2 separate regions of the Homo sapiens genome follow, and region 1 is linked to region 2. Evidence: chromatin loops called from intact Hi-C (ENCODE). Cell type or tissue: heart left ventricle. All regions are shown on one strand. Links, peaks and the distances in the headings refer to the core of each region. The heading gives the core; the rest is flanking DNA.

The links. Hi-C counts contacts between places; a loop is a spot of excess contacts. Peaks named below come from ENCODE experiments on the same cell type or tissue, not always from the same donor. Only the 100,000 strongest peaks of a DNase experiment are listed, where the experiment ranks them.
Region 1: a loop joins it to region 2, with 1.9 times the contacts of the local background. A loop is called at or near these places in 8 of 110 quality-filtered maps.

The regions. Positions count from the first base shown.
Region 1 is chr7:35,818,845-35,829,516 of GRCh38, reverse strand. The region is part of intron 1 of SEPTIN7 (septin 7); the gene reads right to left. Among named protein-coding and RNA genes, the nearest start is that of SEPTIN7, 23 kb to the right of the region's middle. In heart left ventricle, for the core only: no CTCF peak of the experiment used is centred there; no DNase peak of the experiment used is centred there; H3K27ac peaks cover 1,064 bases.
Region 2 is chr7:35,870,280-35,880,951 of GRCh38, reverse strand. It overlaps SEPTIN7 (septin 7), which reads right to left. Exons shown (of 14, transcript NM_001788.6): 5 at 8,186-8,286; 6 at 7,177-7,311; 7 at 1,012-1,129. Among named protein-coding and RNA genes, the nearest start is that of SEPTIN7, 75 kb to the right of the region's middle. In heart left ventricle, for the core only: no CTCF peak of the experiment used is centred there; no DNase peak of the experiment used is centred there; H3K27ac peaks cover 2,728 bases.

The DNA.
Region 1 (10,672 bases), core at 1,276-9,275, 52 kb after region 2:
CAAGAACAGTCTTTGGCACACAGTATTATTTTAAAATTGTGGAAAGCGGGAAACCATTCCAGGCAAAGGGGTAGGCCCTAAAGTGGGGATGAACTTGGTATTTCCAAGAGTAAAAAGAAAGCCGAGACAGGTGGATTGCCTGAGGTCAGGAGTTTGAGACCAGCCTGGGCAACATGGTGAAACCCCGTCTCTACTAAAAAATACAAAAAATTAGCCGGGACTGACAATGTGTGCCTGTAATCCCAGCCATTCGGGAGGCTGAGGCAGGAGAATGGCCTGAACCTGCCTAGGGGGTGGAAGCTGCAGTGAGCCGAGATCGTGCCATTGCACTCCTGCCTGGATGACAGAGCGAGACTCCGTCTCCAAAAAAAAAAAAAAAAAAAAAAAAGAAGGTCCATGAACTATAATGAAGTGAAGTAGTGGACAAGGGGATGAGTGATAGGAAATGAGGTCAGGGAGGCAAGCAGGGGCCTGATCATTTGGGACTCAGCCAAAGTAGGAAGTATATGGATGTTATTTTAGGCATGATAGGAAGACACTAGAGAGTTTTTCATAGGCAAGTGACCTGATTACTGTTTTAAAGATAGCTCTCAGCCATCCAGAGCGGTTCATGCTTGTAATTCCAAACTTTGGGAGGCCAAGGCGAGAGGATTGCTTTAGCCCAGGAGGTTGAGGCTTCAGTGAGCTGTGATCATGCCACTACACTCCAGCCTGGACAACAGAGTGAGAAATTTCATGGTTGGTTGGTGCTGAAAATATAGATTTAGGAATCATCGCCATGCAGATACTATTGAAACAGGATTGGATTCCCAAAGACAGACTATAGATAAACAGGAGGTCGGCAGGGCACGGTGGCTCATGCCTGTAATCCTAGCACTTTGGGAGACCAAGGCGGGTGGATCACAAGGTCAGGAGATCGAGAACATCTTGGCCAACATGGTGAAACCCCATCTCTACTAAAAATACAAAAATGGGCCGGACTTGGTGGCATGTGCCTGTAGCAGTCCCAGCTACTTGGGATGCTGAGGCACAAGAATCGCTTGAACCTGGGAGGCAGAGGTTGCAGTGAGCTGAGATCGTGCCACTGCACTCCAGCCTGGGCAACAAGAGAGAAACTCCAGTCTCAAAAAAAAGAAGAAGGGGGTCGAGGCAAAGCCCTGGAGCAGAGAAAGATCAGTCAGTGGAGACAGGAAGAAAACCAAGATCATCTCAGGGATGGAGGATTCACTTAACTATGCTGAATGCTACAGAGAAAGATACCATTACAGAAACAGACATACTGATAAAATTTGGAAATAAGGTCACTGGTAACTTAAAAAATAAGAGCAGTCTCAGTAACATGGTGACAAAGAAGAGTAACTAGGATGATTTACAGTAGACAATTATTTGCATGTAATTATTATAATAAATATTTTTTAAAATAAAATTATTTTAAACATTTTGTCAGTTCCCCCATATGACTGATTTCCCAGAGGGAGAGAACCATGTCATATTCATCTCTATGTTCTTAGCAAAGTGCTGACACACAGTAGATATTTTAAAAATCTGAATGACTACTCTTTCAGGAAAACATCTTCTGAGGAAGAAACTCTGTACAAAGATAAAACATGGGTTTGGCTAAAAACATATCATCCCAAAATTCGTATAGAAGTGTCCTATCAGATACAAAAATATGGCTCTGAAGCTACCTAGCACAAATACTATTTAGAAAATATACTAATAATTTGGCCAGGCATAATGGCTCCAGCCTGTAATCCTAGCATTTTGGGAGACCGAGGCAGGCAGGTCTCTTGAAGTCAGGAGTTCGAGACCTGCCTGGCCAACATGGTGAAACCCTGTCTCTACTAAAAATACATAAATTAGCTGGGCATAGTGGCGCACACCTGTAGTCCCAGCTACTCTGGAGGCTGAGGCAGGAGAATCACTTGAACCTGGGAGGCAAAGGTTGCAGTGAGTGGAGATCGCGCCACTGCACTCCAACCTGGATGACAGAGCAAGACTCTGTCTCAAAAAAAATAAAAAATTTAATACTGGTCGATTAAAACATATAGACTTGTCATATCTCATAAGAATTTTTCCATACCCTAAATTCTAAAATCAACCATAGTCTGTAATTCAAAAGACTTAACCACCCACTGATTCTTTTCCTGCACAAATGTTCACAGTGCCAGTGTGAAATATCTCGGGATAAGGAACATTATTTATAGATGTGAGTGATACAATTGTGGCATTTATAAGTATGTATAAATAAAAGCATATTCACCCAAGCTTCTACAAAAATACCCCTAGGTCTTTAAAGTATTCCTTGATTTCAAACATTAGTCATTTAAGAAGAAACATTTATCAAATAATCTTTTCTAAAAGCGTATCTGCTAGATATGCTTTACAAAATCTTTTAGATGTTAAATCTGTATGTTAAAAGCATAGTTAAGAAAAATCAAACTACGGTAACTCCACTGTTTGATGGAAAAATCAACTTAAATACAATATCCGGTAACTTAGTTCTAACCTTCCTTCTAAGGTTACATTAGTTCAGCACAAATATATTCAAGTAACAGCACGCTTCAAACAAGTTCTAATAGATAGATTACTGAAATTCTTTAAGAATTCTTTACGTTCTCTTGCCATTTGTTCCTATTCCAAAGTTACCCAAATCTTGCTATCTAAAATGCCATTACCATTTTTAAAACTCTGAATACTAATTTTCAACAAATTTTCCAGTAGATAAAAATTTTCCAATAGGAAAAAGCAGCAACTTATTTTGAAAACTATTAAATATGCTTTTTAGTAACAAAAAATTGATCAAGGGGAGTTTGTAACAGAATGGATGCCTAATAAAAATCAGAATTTGAGAAAAACAACCCTAGAAGGAACTACAAACCTTCAACTTCCCAATATCATTACAAAATGAGATGTTTAATAAAAAACTAAAATGACTAGGGATTATAATGCGCACCTCAAATTACCTTAACACACCCAAATTCTATTTGCAGTTTAAACATCAAGCTACAAAAATCCAAGGTTTACATTAGTAACTTTGTATTTCAAAAATAGCCATTGATCTTTTCTAAATAACTCCAATCTGCCTCCCTTTGGATTTTAAAAAATATATATATATATAAATATACATATATATAGCATATTGTTTTACACACTGACGAAGTATGTTTCTCCTAAAGTGTAAGTAATTCTAAATATGAAAAACAACCACAGACTACAAAAGGAAAAGATATTAATGCAGAAGTTTACTTCTCAACTCCTTAGTATTCCTAACAAAAGCCTTATATCATACACAGATATGTGTCTGGTACTTGCTTAGTCAAATTCCTACCATCTCTCATACAGCCTAAGGGAAAAGTTAAAGAAATTCATTTGCCATTTAAATGTTTTAAATATTTTAAGTATAACTGGTCTAAAAATGCCTAGATTCTAGATTTAATATAATATGAAAACTAAAATATTACAAGATTACATAGGCATGTCCTAAATATCAGTTTTTATGTTCCTCATCCCTCAACTATTTTAAAGGTTCATAACCTATTTAGCATGCCCCCAGCTCTCCTCTTTTTACTGATATGAACAACTGGGTACTGACAGAACCAACTTTTATTTTCTTAATCCTATTCTGGATTCTCAGTTAATCTGTTAAAAAGATTCTAATATTTAACTCTATAAATACATACAAGAATGAGATAACTTAAAATTTAAATCAATTTTTCTTTGCTCTGAACTTAGAGTTCAGATCTTAACTTCCTAGACTTACCTCATTCCTTCACTCATTCATTCAACATACTTACAATATGCCAAGCATATATGTGTGTTCTAGTAAACAGGAATATAAAAGCTAATAAAAACAAGATCCCTGCTCAAGAAGCTAAGAATCTAATAGGGAGGTGAGATAAGCTAGAGGACAATTAAAATAATTCAGTGATAAATGCCCTGATACAGGAAAGCACAGAAGGATATATAAGAGCAAACAAGGAAGGGTGTTTCATCCTATCCTGGGATCAGATCCTTTAGATACTGAAGGACTGACTAGTAGACCTTAATTTGATGACAGATGAGGGTGGGAGCTGGAGAATATGGGTCTCAGTCAGTTGAGTTATTAACTGCAAAGGCCCAAAAGCAAGAAGAGCGTATGGTTCCTTATAGGAACTACAAACAGTTCAATACAACTCATTTTTAGGATCAAGGAACTATAGCTTAGGAAAGTTAAGCAAAAGTCAGATGAGGAAGGACTTTGTTGGCCATACTTAGGAACTTAGACTTCATCTTGAAAGCTTAGGAAGAACACTAAAGATACAAAGAGGAATGCACAATCACATGAATTCACATGCAGAGTCACATTCATACTTTAGAAAATTACTACTGACAAGAATATTGATGATGAACTGGAGGAGAAAATGGTAGTAATCCCCAAGAGCTGCTCCAGCTGCTCAGGGGAAAAATAAAGGCTTGAACCAAGATAGAGGTAGTAAGGATAAAGAGAAATATAGGTTAGAACTCTACTAGCCATTAAGGTAGCCACTAGCTACATGTGGCTACTGAGTACTCGAAATGTAGCTAGTCTGAATTAAGATGTGCTGTAAGTGTAAAATATCATATTTTAAAGACTTAGTATAAGAATCAAAAATATCTTATTAATAATTTTATACTGATTGCATGTTGAAATAAAATTTTAGATATCCCAATTACATAAAATATAAAACTAAAGTTAGTTTCACCTGTTTACTTTTTAAATGTGGTTATTATGAAAGCTTAATTACATATGTGGCTTGCATCAAATTGCTATTGGACAATGCTAGGTTAGATATTAAAGACATGAAATGACAGATCTCTGTAACTAACTTGTAGAAGGGTGATAAAATTCAGATTTCTTAATTTGGGCTTGAGCAATTAAGATGAATGGTGAGTACCAACTGTTAAAAGTAGAAATCATCTGAGTTAAGGTGGACTTTGGGAAGACAATGTCTAGTAGGCAGTTGTATATATAAAGGTTAGAAATGCTAGAAACATCTAGGTTAGACAGATAATGAATATCTTAAGTAATCAACATTTAAATGGTATCAAGGCCATGGATATGAATCCAAATACAGCATACAGAGTAGGAAGCAGGCCAAGAAGCAACACCAACATCCCATCATAATCACCTAAACAAACCTAGGAAAAGCTGAGAGAAAAGAAGAATCAAAGAGTTCCCAGAAGCATTTCAAAGGAGGTCAACTGTAGCAGCCCCCTCAAGAAGTGGTTAACTATACCAAATGCTCTGGATTGGTCAATCTAAGGATACAGAAAAATCTACTTATTGTCATTGGAAACCACTCTCAAAGCTGTATCAATGGAAAGATAGGGGAAGAAGGCAGACTGGAAATAAATAAGCAGAAAAAAAAACTACAGGAGGTGAGTATAAGCAATTTTTTTTAATGCTTATCTTTGAAGAGAAGAACAACAGGATAGCAGCCAGAAAATACAAGGTCAAGAGTTTTAAGCACTTAAAAAAAAAAAAAGGCAGATGGTTCTATTTGTGTGAATGCTAATAGAAAACACCAAGTAGCAGACAAAGTTAAGTAAGGACACAGATAACATTTATGGAATGAAGGACAGGATTTTCCCTAAGTACCAGATATAAAACAACTTGAAAATCCCAAAAAAAAAGAGAAGAGAAGTAGGGGATTTTAAGAAGTAAAGATGTGAAACAGCAACCATAAGAATAGAGAGAGAGACTAGGAATACGTAACAGCCATCCAAGCAATTTTGTCCACCTGGTTAAGGCTGAAGACCATAAATCTTTGACTGTATCCCTGAAGCCATGTGATCTTTTCCTCCAGTAGCAATCCATAACTTGAGTACAATAAAATTGGCTGTAGGAGTCATTTGAAACTTGCTTTGCAGGAAGGGTACACAAAAGTACAAGACCAAGAGAGATGACAAATACAGATGAAGTAATTCAGTGAATGAAAATGGAGAGGATCAAGGATGGAAGGCAGGAAGTAAAGAAGACAGTAAAAAAATAAGTTGCTGGGCACGGTGGCTCATGCCTGTAATCCCAGTACTTTGGGAGGCTGAGGCGGGCAGATCACCTGAGGTCAGGAGTTCAAGATCAGCCTGACCAACATAGAGAAACCCCATCTCTACTAAAAATACAAAATTAGCCAGGCGTGGTGATGCATGCCTGAAATCCCAGCTACTTGGGAGGCTGAAGCAGGAGAATCCCTTGAACCTGGGAGGTGGAGATTGCAGTGAGCCAAGATCACGCTATTGTACTCCAGCCTGGGCAACAAGAGCGAAACTCTGTCTCGAAAAAATAAATAAATACATGTAAGTTATGGTTAAAATGGACTATACAATTAAGATTTTAGAAGTGGAACATAAGTTGCAGATGATAGCCCCACAGGGTTATTATTTCTTTTTTTAATATTTTACTTTTAAATATTTTTTCTTCCCACCCATTCCTCCATAGGGCTATTAAAAGGATGGCTCTCAGATGAGACAGAGAGAGAAAAAAAAGGATGGCTCAAGCACAGTCAAGAAACTGAAGCTAACTTACTGAAAGTGTCTTACACATGGGCCAAAAATGTCCCAGAATGATGATGGAGCTTGGAGCAGAAAGAAAAATTGAGTGTTAGATGTCATCTTTAATATTAGAACAAAACAGGGGTGTGGTAGCTGAAAATTTTAAGAAGGGGTAGAAAACATTGCTGCTAAACAGTAAAACTGTAAGGAAGCAGGGTTCTTTTTGAAGGAGAATGGCCTAGAATCTAGACCAGTGTTGTATCATGGAAATATTAGGTAACCACATATGCAATTATAAATATCCCAGTAGAGGGGTCCCCAACTTCCAGGCCATGGACTGGTAGCGGTCTGTGGCCTGTTAGGAACTGGGCCGCACAAGAGGAGGTAAGTGGCGGGCAAGCAACTGAAGCTTTATCTGTATCTCCAGCCTCTCGTATTACCGCCTGAGCTCTGGCACCTGTCAGATCAGCGGCAGCATTAGATTCTCATTGGAGAGTGAACCCTATTGTGAACTGTTCATTCAAGGGATCTAGGTTGCGCAGTCCTTATGAGAATCTAATGCCTGATGATCTGTCACTGTCTCCCATCACCTCTAGATAGAACCTCATCTCTTAAAAAAAGAAAAAAATAAAATAAGTATTAGGCTGAGTGTGGTGGCTCACTCCTGTAATCCTAGCACTTTGGGAGTCCGAGGCGGGTGGACTGCCTGAGCTCAGGAGTTCAAGACCACCCTGGGCAACATGGTGAAATCCTGTCTCTACTAAAATACAAAAAATTAGCCAGGTAGTCCCAGCTCCTCAGGAAGCTGAGGCACGAGAATTGCTTGAACCTGGGAGGCAGAGGATGCAGTGAGCCAGGATGGTGCTACAGCACTCCAGCCTGGGCGACAGAGCGAGACTCTGTCTCCAAAAGTTAAAAAAATAAAATGAGGCCAGGTGTGGTGGCTCACGCCTGTAATCCCAGCACTTTGGGAGGCCAAGGCGGGTGGATCATCTGAGGTCGGTCAGGAGTTCGAGACCAGCCTTGCCAACATAGTGAAACCCCGTCTCTACTAAAAACACAAAAATTAGCCAGGCATGCACCTGTAATCGCAGCTACTCAGGAGGCTGAGGCAGGAGAATCATCTGAACCCCGGAGGTGGATGTTGCAGTGAGCTAAGATCGTGCCACTGCACTCCAGCCTGTATGACAGAGTGAGACTCCATTTCAAAATAAAAATAAAAATAATAAAGTGAGTACTAGTGCCCAGTACTGGGTGATGATGTGGAAAAAGAGACACTCTCCTACATGACTTTTGGAATATAAACTTAAACCACTTACTTAAAGGGCAATTTAACCATGTGGACCAAAAACTGAAGTTTTTATTGTCTTAAATTCAACAAATTCCACTTCCAGAAATGGATAGTCTTGAGAATCATACATGATTAAGATAAAAGAATATTCAACAAAGCACTGCTCATAATAGTAAAAAATTGTAACAATTTTTGATGAGTTCTAAAGACAAGTGAAACTAAAATTGTATTACAGTACCTCCATGTATTAAAATACCAGGCAGCCATTAAAAGTAAGGTTTTAGAAAAATATGCATGGACAGATAATGATATATTGACTAGAAAAACATTCTTAAACACTTGTCACAGGAGAACATCAAAGAAATTGGTGGAGTAAATACTTCAGAAAATTCTGCTTCATTAAAAGCAAGGAGAAAACTGACACAAACTGTTCAAATCAACTTAACTTAAAATTCTGGAAATTAACTAAAAGCTTGCAGGAATCCAGGTAATGCTGATTCAAGACAAGGGGCTGAGCCTTGGTAAAAACAGCAGCTCTTGCATTTTAACTTGCCCATTGTCATCTCTCTACCTCTACAGTAGCCTTGAAAACCATCAGCACACAATCACAGTAAAAACCAGCAGCCTAGTGGCAACTGGAAAAAAACAGAACAATCATGGAATGCTTTCAAAGCCTCACTCTCAAACTGCTGTCATTATTTGATGTGTCTGGTAGTCCCTAAAGGCCCACTCACAAGTGACCACTAAGATAACCAAGCAGAGATTTCAGTGACAACATATGGCAAAAATTAACTTCACAGAATTAGTTCGAAAAGGAACTAAGCAAATAACAAAAAGCAACAACAATAAACCCTGCAGAGAAGGGAGAATCTGATTTCCAGAGCTGCCACACTGTATTATTTGAAATATTTAAAATGTCTAGTATTCAAGAGAAAAGTATGAGCCTTGCAAAAAAAACTCAAAACTGCATGGCCCATGTACAGGGGAAAAAAGCAACAGTCCCTGAGAAAGCCCAGACATTAAACAAATACTTTAAACCTGCTATTTTAGATATGTTCAAAGAACTAAAGAAAAGTCTAATAAACTGTCAAGTATGAAAACAATGTTCATCAAATAGATAATATCAAAAAAGATAATTTTTTAAAAATTCTGGAGTTAAAAAATATAATAAATAAAAGTATTCACTAGAGAAGCTCAACGAAGGATTGCAGCTTGCAGAAAAAAGAATCACCAAACCTGAAAATGGGTTAAATAACATTAACCAATTTAAGTAAAGAAAGAAAAATGAACAGAGCCAGAGACCTACAGAACAAAATCAAACATGAAGTAAGGGAGGGAAGGAGAAAAGGGGTGGGTTTAGGAAGGAAGGGGCAGAATGTATATTTGAAGAAACAGAACTGAAAACTTCCCAAATTTGAAGAAAAACATTAGTATCAACATCAAAGCTCAACAAACTGAATAAGATAAAATCAAAGAGACCCACACATAACCAAACTGTTAAAAACCAAAAACAGAGAATCTTGAAAGCAGCTTATGAGAAGCAACTATATGTATAAGAGACTGTAAATAAGAATAGCTGACATCCTATCAGAAACCATGGAGGCCCGAAAGCAAAAGGATAACATATTTCGAATGTTGAAAGAAAAAGACTGTCAACCAAGTGAGCTATGATGGTGCCACTGCACTCCAGCCTGAGTGAGAGTGAGACCCTGTCTCAAAAAAAAAAAAAAGACAAGATGTAGAAAACAGCAAAATTACAGGTGTAAATCATATCACTACTTAGATTAAATGTAACTAATGTATTTTGCTGTTTCAGGTATAATAGGACTCCAATCAAAAGGTAAAGAATGGCTATGTGGATTTTTAAAAGTAAGATCCAACTATGTGGTGCCCACATGAGACATGTTTCAGAATCACAAACACAAACAGATTGAAAAAAAAGGACAGAAAACAAGAGAGAGCTGAAGTAGCTACACTAATATCAGAAAACACAGACTTAAAAGACATATTGTTACCACAAAGAAGGATATTTTATACTGACTGAAGGACCAATCCATTGAGAAGATAGAACAATTTTAAGCACGTATGTCCCTAATAAAAGAGTCCCCAAATTGCACAAAGCTAAGAAAATGAAAGGTAAAAAAAACAACTGAACAGTAATACCTGACCTTCAACACCCTACTTTCAATAACGGGTAAAACAACTAGACAGATGATAAAGAAGCAGAAGACTCAACAACACTATAAACCAACTAGACCTAACACATAGCTGTACAACATTCCACCCAAAAACAGCAAAACACAATCTTCTCAAGTGCACATGGAATATTCTCCAGAAGAGACCATATGTTAGATCACAAAACACGTCTCAATTTAAATGGGCTGAAAATCATACAAAGTATATTCTTCATCCACTAGAGAATGAAGTTAGAAATCAACTGCAGAGAAAAATCTGGAAAATTCACACACTTGTGAAAATTAAACAGTACATTCTTTAATAATCAATGGGTCAAAAACTAAATCACAAGGGATACTGGAAAATACTTTGAGATGAATGAAACTAAAAACACAACATACCAAAATGTATTGAATGCAGCTAAATCAGTGCTTAGAAGGAAATTTACAGCTGTAAATGCCTATATTAAAAAGAAAGATCTCACATCATAACCTTCCATCTCAAGAAACTAGAAAAAGAATAAACTAAACCCAAAACAGGGAAAACAAAATAAGGAAATGATTATTTAAGCAGAAATAAATGAAATACATAAAACAGAAACATTAACAAAACCACAAGTTAGTTCACTGAAAAGATCAACAAAATTGACAAAACCTTAGCTAAACCAGCCAAGAAAAAAAAAACCAGAACACT
Region 2 (10,672 bases), core at 1,024-9,023:
ACTACTGGAATAGAGAAAGGTTCCAGAATTGACCTTACATTTCATAAAATGTAATATATAACGAACCAAACACAATTAAATTAGAAATATGTGTGACTGTGTAACTCAATATTATTGAGACAACTAGACGTGAGTCTAGAAAAACAGTTTAGTGGCCTTCCAGCTAGCTCAGTCATACAGCATGAGACTCTTAATCTTAGGGTCATAGGTTTGAACAATAACTTAAACTATAAATATCCCGTAAAGTGCACTGAAAACAAAATTAGTGCACTGAAAACAAAAATAAGCAGCAAAAGAGAAAACAGAAAAAATATTGTGAAAATGAGAGAGAACTAAATATCCAGAATAAAAAGAACCCATATCAATAAATACGGGTAATACCAAGTACTACTGGTCAAAAAGACAAAGGATTTGAGCAGATGTTTACAAAAAGGGGGAAAAAAATGACTTTGTTTTTAAAATGTTCAGCCTTTCGGGAAAATAAAAGGAAAAGACAAAGAAATGATTGGTTACCACTTCATTCCAAAAAAGTTTTCAAAATAAAAATAACAATGCTGGCAAAGTCACAGTGAAACAGATGTACAAATTTGTTTTATTGGGAAAGCACCATGACAAAATGGGGAGTGGGGAGATAAAGACCCATAAAAACAATCATAGCCTTTGAAAGAATAATCCACTTCCTGGGAATTCATTCTAAGAAAATAATTCAAAAAAAAAAAAAAAAAAAAGAAAAGAAAAAAAAAGAAAAGAAAAGAGAAAAGAAAAAAGAAAATAATTCTAAAGAGTATGGGGAGAAATTGTCTGTGTGGGGGTGTTATTACAGAACACTTAAAACAGCCATATTTAAAAACTGACAAAGGCAGAAGATTGAAGAGTTATTTCTAATACAGTATAAATGACAATATAGTAAAGCAGTAAGAGGAATGGATTGCAACACATTATACTAAAAATAGTAAAAACTGCAAATTATGAGAACGGTATAAGAAACCTGGGTTAACACATCCTGCTCACCTGTTTTTTAAACTGTTGGCATTCCTCTGGTGTGAGTGTGTCTGCTTTGGCAATAAGTGGGATGATATTCACTTTTTCATGCAAACGCTTCATAAACTCAATATCCAATGGTTTAAGTCTGAAATACACAGTATTTAATTTGACTGAATTGATCAGTTTGGGAGAACAAGATTCTTCACATCCCCAATGCTAGTTAAATACAATGTAACTACTTTACTTACTTATCAGAAACACTCTGAAGATGTATTAGGCCAGCAAAAGTTAGGTAGAACAGGACTTCAAGAAGCATTGGAGTGGCTAAGGCTTTGACTCCTGCCCTTGAACCCTGGTCACAGGGTTTTGGCCCTAAAGAGGAATTGGAAAAACCAGAAAGGCTCCTAATAGAATTTCCTAGAATTATCTCTATATTTATTACTCAAAATTTACAAGGTTTTTAATTTTTTTTTTTTTATTTAATTTTTTAAGACAGGGTCTCACTCTGTTGCCCTGGGTGGAGTGCAGTGGTGTAATCTCAGCTCACTGCAACCCACCTCCCAGGCTCAGATCCTCCCATCTCAGCCTCCTGAGTAGCTGGGACTACAGGTGCACACCACCATGCCTGCCTAATTTTTGTATTTTTTGTAGACACAATGTCTCGCCAGGTTGCCCAGGCTGGAGGATTTTTTAAAAATGAAAAATGGTAGTCCTCTTCCAACTCCACATTCAGTTCTTGCTACCAACTATCTTTCTCTGACAAGATGCTCACAAGATAATCTTCAACATCCCTTTTATTCATTACAATCTGGCTGCTGCCTCCAGTTTGCCTCTGTACTTTCAAGAAGGTGACTAAATACTTCTATCATGGTGCTTACCATTACTTATTCTCTCACAAGCTCTTCTTCCTTAGGATACTTTTCAGGATCCTCTTAGTAAGCTAGTCCCTTAAGAAGTACATTCTTTAGAATTCCCTACCAGGCTTTCTCTTCTTACTCTACATTCAGTACAATTATTATGACTACAATAGATTTCAATTATCTTCAATTGGTCAACTGACTTCCAAATCTTCATAGACAGCTCATATCTCACTGTTAAGTTCCAGGTTTGTGTTTACCCAGTGGATATGCTACCTGGGTGTTCCATGGGCTCCTTAAAATCAAAAGCTCATCTGAACCCCCATTTTCCCTCTTCTACGCTTCCTATCTCAGTGAATGGCATTACAATCTTCCCCATTACTCAAGTGTGAAACCTAGGATTCCTCCCCTCCTCTAATCCTATTCCTATATATAGTATGTGTATAGATGTGTGTATGCATGATGTATGTATATCTCCATTTCCATTACTTTAGTCTAGGCCACCAAGTCCTTTGGAATGAATAACTATAACATGAATCATCCATACTGAAGTCAGAGTGGTCTTTCTAAATCCAAATCTTATGGAGTTATGACCTGACCAAAAATCTTACTAAAGGCCAGATGCCTTAACTAGAATGGCCCACAAAGCTTGTGAAGACATAGATTCTCAAGCTAACCTCATCTCTTAGCATTCCTGGCCTTTCTTTCGCCTCCTACTTCCAATGTGCCAGCCTTTCTGAATTTCTTACAATTCCTTGAAAGCATCATACTTTGACATCTGGCCACAGGCTACTACCTTAGCTGGAACACCCTCCTCCATTCTCATCCTCCTTCTCCTTGGCCTGGCTAATTCCTATTCATCCTTTAGGACACTGGCTTATGATCCAATTTCCACTGGGAATCCTTCTCTAACCTTGAGACTAGGCATATTTCTATGTGCTGACAACACTTAGTGTGCTGTACCATAACTGCCTGCCTGCATACAGATGGGTCCTCACTAACTATGGTTCCACTTAACAATTTTTCAACTTTCTGATAGTGTGCAAGCAATACGCATAGAATAGAAACCATACAACCATTCTGCTTTTTACTTTCAGTACAGTATTCAATAAATTACATGAGATATTCAACACATTATTACAAAATAGGTTTTATGTTAGATGATTTTGCCCAAATGTAGGCTACGCTATTAAACGTATCTTCAACTTCAACAGGTAACCCTGTCCCAAGTTGAGGAGCATCTGTATTTGTTTCTCCCATCTTCTCACTGAAATACCCTCTACAGCGAGGGCCTTATCTCAATTTATCTGTATCCTCAGCACCCAGCGTGGTATCTAACACTCAAGAAGGTGCCCAAATATTTGTTGACAAAAAAAGTAAGCTGCTGTGATTTTCGTTATGTCCTTTAGTAATTCTAAATGAGAACCGAAGTCCTCAAATCTGGAATATATTGTGGACTAAAATTGAATGTTTCACAAGAATAAATGAAGATACTAGAAATATTTTGCAAAGGACTACCATTCTAAAGTGGTATTCTTTAACTTTTATAAAAACATGAGAAAAATGAAATAAAGGTCTCATTCTGTTAATAATTTTATTGACATACTAATAATTGAATTGACTGACATTTTAAAATAAAGAAAGAGAAACATATATATTAAAACTGGGGGGATTAGGGCCCTAAGACTAATAAGATAGTCCAGTCCTTTTTACTAACAAAGATTACTGTATATACTTTACTGTAGTAGTAAGGCTGACAGGCAGAAAGACAGAGACAGTGAGGGGGAGAAAGCAAACATGGAGAATTAAGATAGCTGCCTCCTATTCTAATTCTCCTTGTCTTAAATCCCCTGAAAATTGACACTGGCATTCAGAGAATAGGGAGCACAACGAAAAAAGTGTGTGTAGATGGAATAACCCTGTTTATATTATCTGTAAACTGTGTTCTTGCCTCACTAGTGTTAACTAAAAGAACCTATCCATTTTTATTTATTTATTTTTTTGACAGGGTCTTGCTCTGTCACCCAGGCTGGAGTGCAGTGGTGTAGTCATAGCTCACCATAGCCTCCAATTCTTCCACTTTGACTCCTGGGTAGCTAGGACTACAGAGTGCACCCCCAGGCCCAGCTAATTTTTTTTTCTTTTTTTAGTTTCACTCTTATTGCTCAGTCTGGAGTGCAGTGGCACAATCTTGGCTCACTGCAATCTCCGCCTCCCGGGTTCAAGCAATTCTCCTGCCTCAGCCTCCTGAGTAGCTGGGATTACAGGCATCCACCACCAAGCCTGGCTAATTTTTGTATTTTTAGTAGAGACGAGGTTTCACCATGTTGGCCAGGCTGGTCTTGAACTCCTGACCTCAGGTGATCCACCTGCCTCAGCCTCTCAAAGTGCTAGAATTACAGGTGTGAGCCACTGCGCCCAGCCTCAACTAACTTTTTAATTTTTTGTAGAGATGGGATCTCACTATGTTGCCTAGTCTGTGGCCTCAAGCAATGGTCCTCCTGCCTTGGTCCCCAAAGTGCTGGGATTACAGGCGTAAGCCATTGCATCTGGCCTGAACCTATCCATTTTTGAAAAAAAATTTTAAGTTTTGCTTCTTTTCATTAATCATTATATAAAACACTAAATATAAATGCCATGAAATATTCAATCTCAGATTTCTAAATTGTTATGGTTTTTCAATTCATATTCATGACAAATTTAAACTGCCACTACCTTATTAAGCTGTTATGTCAGATATAAGCCTGCTTATCAATCCAGTGACAAAAAAGCAGAGTTCAGTTAATCCAAAATTTTAATAAATCTTAAGGGCATTTAATATAAACTATTAAAATCCAAATAACAAGATTTTATATTTAAATGCAAAACAATACTTGCTGAGTATTTATTATAATATCCCAACTTCTAGAAAGAAAGATATTTAAAAATAAACATAACAAGGAAATTAGGGAAGTCAACTTCTTAAATATAACCAAAGGGTCAAAGAACATTTAAGTCAGTTTAAAAATTAAACTTTAGGAAAAAAGGTAAACCTTGTAAAAGTCCCATTAAATTTCAGAAGCCTACAAAATGTCAGCAACAGAAAACATTTAGTTCACATGTATATTACATTCTGGTTGAATTTTTTCCTCTGTCCATTTAGTTTTATATTGGCTGGTCTTTTCATCAACAAATTTAGTTTTTAAATCTTGTTTTTAAGCAACAGAAAATCCTTTATCGTTTCTAGAAGATAAACCCATACTAGAGAGAAAAGACTATTTAACCTCAAAGTCTACAGCATAATGAACAACCACAGGGCAAATGACAAATTTTTTTTGTATGTATGTATGTATGTATGTATAAGAGAAAAAATCCTTCTGTATAAAACTCACTGGATGACACCAATTTTTCTAAAAGTGGTAATCAATACTAGAAGGATAAAACACCATTTTAAAATTCATGTTCCAAGTCAGTTTTTTATTTTAATAACAATTACAAAATACTGAACAATGCAAATGAAGCAATAATAGCTGAAATCATACATTAGCCATGCATGCAGTTCATACTTGGTAGAGGGAGGTAGGAGGCACTGAAAGTACACTGTTGGACCAATTTATAATTATCTAAAAACAAATCCCTCCAAAAAGGGAACCCAGGGACTACCCAGACAAGACGGAAACGCTCTGATTCATCTATTAGACTGCATGGAATTTCAGTCTGTAGTGAGCAGGATATCTGGAACTCTATACATAAAATTCTGTGTCATATTCCTTCACTTAATCCACAATATCATGTACCAAAGGGCAAAACTTTGCTCCATTTCTAAAAATAAACTGAGAAATTGTTCAAAGGTACATTTTTATATATAAGAAATAGCAATTTTAAACATCTTACCCCTTGTGACAAATAAGAAATGGCACAAAGCCACTACATATCATTTGAATATAAAAATTTGTTCTTTTAAAAAAGCTCTCATTTCCCATGCAATTTTAGGAAATAAAATTTTCCCCAAGGGGATGGAAGGAATGTGACTTCATGAGAATTACTAAACTTGGAGAGAGTCCAGAAGATCTAAAATAATAAAATTGGTTATAAGCTGACAAGTTTTATTGACTTAAATGCAGGTTAAGATTTCACTCTGCTGGCTTAAAGGAAAAAGCCCTGACAAGTTAAACGAGAATGACTTAAAAATACAAATTCAAGTAGCTACACAAATACTCATAAAAGGTTATATAATATGTTGTATTTTTGAGATTACTTTTTTTGAGCCTTTTAAGTCAGAGTCAGTTTAGTGATTTAAACATGTAAACTGAGAGTACTGTAAAAGAATATTAGACATAAAAGAAGAAACATCTTTACTCCACTACAATCTGGCAGTGCAAACATATAAGTATATAATTAAGGCTCCCTTATCCATCTAGAGTGATAATGGGCATTGACCTATCTATAAAAAAGTAAAAGAGAGCAAGAAGCCAAAAATAGAAGAGAAAGGTATACTTGAAGGAATTGGTTTACACTACTGTAATGTGAGTGTTAGATAACTTAATGCTATTTAGCCTGATGCTACTACAGTTCTTTTGGTGGAGAGATGGTGGAGTTATAATCATCAGGTGGCTGAATTATATATACTGAGTTACTTACCCAAAGGAAAAGACTGAGGAAGAATAACTGGAAAATTCTGCAGTTGTCAATAACACATATATGTACTCAAAATGACAGCAGAAGTACAAAAAACAAAAAAAGGGAGTACAGGCTAACTATAACAAACAGAACAATCAGATTAGATTAATGTCTAGATTCTTAGGTCTTAAGTCCTAATAAACAAAAGATTAGTACTGACAATATGATACCTGAACAACACGTCTATGACAGCTAAGGTGAAACAGAAGCCAAATAGATTTATTGTAGAAAGAAATGGCACAAGAAAACATTGGCATGCAAGTGTTTTTGATAATCATTTCTATGAAACTTATAATAAATAGCATCTTTGGATTTATTTTGAATATGTCTAACTGGTATGGCTGCTTCTCTTTATTTGGTATTTCTATTAGTAGCAGAGTGGTCAACATGAAAGCTAAATTTGCCACATTGAGACCTCAAACCATGGTGGCAACACTGTTTATTTCATGAAGCAGGGAAAATCCTTATGAATGAAGAACTAAGGAGTAAAATCACTGTTAGCTTATATAGGACTTAAAATGGCTTTTCAACTAAGACATTTCTACATGAAATTTAGTACTTCATAATGGCTATAGTTGTGTGTACTTCACAAACTTAAAGATTACTAAAGTATGCACATAAAGGTAACAGTAAGCAACAACAACAAAAAAGGAATCAGAAGTATCAAGGTACTGACCCATGTCCTGAAGGAGCAATGAAGTATAAACAACACTGCACCCTGTTATCAGGCATCTGACGTCTGTTCACTCGTGATTCTGCATTTAGGTAGTCCTCAAATTTACTATCAATGTAGTCGATAACAGGCTGCCAGCTATAGAACGCAAATAAACAAAACAAGCTGCAATTCTACATATGAATTAACTGATGACTGTTAAAGGACAATAATCAGTATTTTCAAATGGGCAAAATGAATTTACCAGTAGAAGATATGTCAAGTTATTCTATATATTCAAAAATATAAATTATGTTGAATAAATATTCATTATTCAAAACTTTCCAAATGAAAGAAAATAAACTATTTACTGTCGAAACACAGCTAAATATTAGCATATTATTTGCACTAATAAGTGTATTAATAACACACTTCATAATATGAAAACAATTATATGCAGTTTAAAATTTCAAATGAGAGATTACTTTAAATAATAAAAAAACTTCATGGTGAACTTGGGAGTTTTAAGAGTTGACAGAAAATTACCTCAAAAACAATGTGAATTCAAACAAAAATAAAAGTATTATTTATAAAATACTAAGATAATTACTTCAGACTAAAATTTCATAGTTGTTTTCTTCACTTAGGACTTACAGAAAAACTGAAAGTCTAAATATCAGGTTTAAATTAGGATTGAGATAGAATTTATACAAATGAATAAAATTAAAGTGAACAGTTTTAAATTTCTTACAATAATGAGAATTCTTCTATTTACCTATGTTATTTTAGAATATGTCTTAAAAACAATTTTATGATAGGTATTATCTCCATTTTATAGAAAAGTAAATGGGTTCAAAGAAGTTAAACAACTTTGTCAGATAAGTGGCAAAGTTGGTATACAAACCCAAGTCATGTTGCTTGAAGTTTGGTGACCTTTGCTAAGATGAGAAGTTTTAAAATGTTAAGAAGAAAAAGTTTAACCACCCCAGTACCCCAAATGCACTGCAAAGTTGTGAGGACAAACCCTTCTTACCAATTACTATTATCCACTGCATCTCCAAATCCTGGGGTATCAACTATTGTGAGCAGCAACTGAACACCACCTTCTTTGATTAAAACTTTGGATTGTTCCACCTGTAAGAGTAATTGGTGCAGATGTTAATATCATACATTACATCAGTGATTTCCTACAAGGGGTGATGGTAGGGACGTTCGAGTTTATCAAAACCAACTGGGAAACTGTTAGCAAACTAAATCTACCTACTACCACATTACCTTTAGAATTGATGATAGCGGGCATTGGAAATCCAGATTATTTGAAAGAAAAGCATATATACAAATAGTCTGCCAATCTCTTGGCAAATTCATACTGGGTTTATGACTCATACTTGGTATAAAGACAGACAGAGGAACTGATAAAATAGTGATCACCACTAAAGACATGTAATACTTATATAACTTAAATGTGCATCTAATAATACAAATAAGCAGTTTGAGTGATTTAATAATTCACAGAGTTCAAATGTAATTAATCAGAGAAGAACATCTAATCTACCATTTACAGTAAATGTCTTCCTGGACTATTCTCTATCAAGTTTGGCCCCAACCACTCACTCAAATAAACTTACTATCATTCCTTAATCTTTCTCAGCATGGATGTATTACCCTTGTATTTATGTTATGGCTAGGATCCAATCCTTTTCTCAAATGTGATACTCCACATTCTGGACAATGTAATCAGCAAAAGTCCAGACAGTTTTTATTTTAAAAAAAAGTGTATTCTGGTAGGGTGAAACCTTACTAACTGATTATTGGACTTAAATGATAACAACAGTTCCTGGAACAATTTAAGACATTCTGTAATCTCAAGCTCTGTATCAGAAGATGTATTATCATTCATCCTGGGCATATGCTGCTGTTAAATGCAAAATATCAGTTTTCAGGAACCCAAGATAAAGCAAACACGGATTCAAATGAAAAGGGAATAATTCCTCCAGAAAAAGACAGGCTTTCTCCTGATAACACATTTAATAAGGATAACAAGTCCTTATTAAGGCTAGAGGCTCCAAGTATGCTGATAAGCTAATTTACAAGACAAAAAGTTTGGGACACTTTTAGAGATAGCCTACTTCCTTTTGGCATGTTTTATAGATGCTACCTGATGCATGAAGAGACTAACATGCGGAGACTAAGATTGCTGAGCAAGAAAAGTCTGTAGCCACACTATCCAATAACACTTTCTGAGATGATGGAATTGTTGTGTATCCACACTGCATCTCCAAATCCTAGGGTATCAACTATTATGAGCAGCAACTGAACACCACCTTCCACTTGTCCATGTGGCTACTTAGTCCTTGAAATCTGACTACTGCAAATGAGGAGCTGATATTTAATTTTATTTAATTTGAATTAACTTAAATAGCCACATATGGCTAGTGACTACCGAATACACAGCAGAGGTCTACAGCAATCAAGAGTTTTCTGTTAAAAAAATTTTATTATGAGGAATAAAACTTATTAAAACTGAAAAAAATTGCCTGAGATGTGGACACACATGACTTATCTTTTAGAGAAATGAGATGCCAAATTCTTATCTTTTAATGTTCTTTAAACTGCTTTGATCCTGATATAAACTATCAAGTGAAAATTTTGCAGATCCAAAAGATATTTATCCACCAAATATATACTATTGGCAATCTGAATATTAAGTATTAATATGCATTATCATTAATCTGTAGATTAAAAAAGTAAACATCAATAACAGTTGTAATATTTTCTGATCATCCTCAGTATCAATGATTGATGCACATCATTTAGGAGATCACTGTCACATACCACACAACTAAGATAACATGTCTATTATCAGGTTACCCTAATAACATGAGAGAGGCAAAATAACTCAGAGAAAACAATCAGATTCATCAGTGTGAGATCATGAGAACCAAAGGAAAAACATTTTTTTTTTTTTTTTTTTTTAGTCAGGGTCTCACTCTGTTGCTCAGGCTGGAGTGCATGGCAGATTATAGCTTACTGCAGCCTCACTCCTGGGTTCAAGCGATCTTCCCATTTCAGCCTCCCAAAGTGCTGGGCCAAAAAAAATGTTTAATGGTATCATCTCATCTAGTTTAGGAGGTTTACATTTTATCTGGTGATCTTCTAGCCAAAGGACAACCCAGTCAAATCTAACATCTCAATATCTTGAATTCACTTCCATCTCCTTTATAAAGACAGATCATTTATTCATGGTAACTGTGGCTGAAGCAGAAATATCCAAAGTAATCATACCACTCCTTTACCTACTTACTCTTTTAAATAACATAGTACTACACACTAGAAAGTGATACAACAATATAGTAAATCTACATGAATCATCTCCCAATTTTACTTCAAACTATTTCTGGTTCCTTTATTACCAAACGAAGCCCATTCTACCTTCAGTAATATGCTGTATACCAATTACACATTTTAACTTAACAGCTTAAATTTTAAGATATTTCCCTGTTTTTTAAAAAAAATCAGT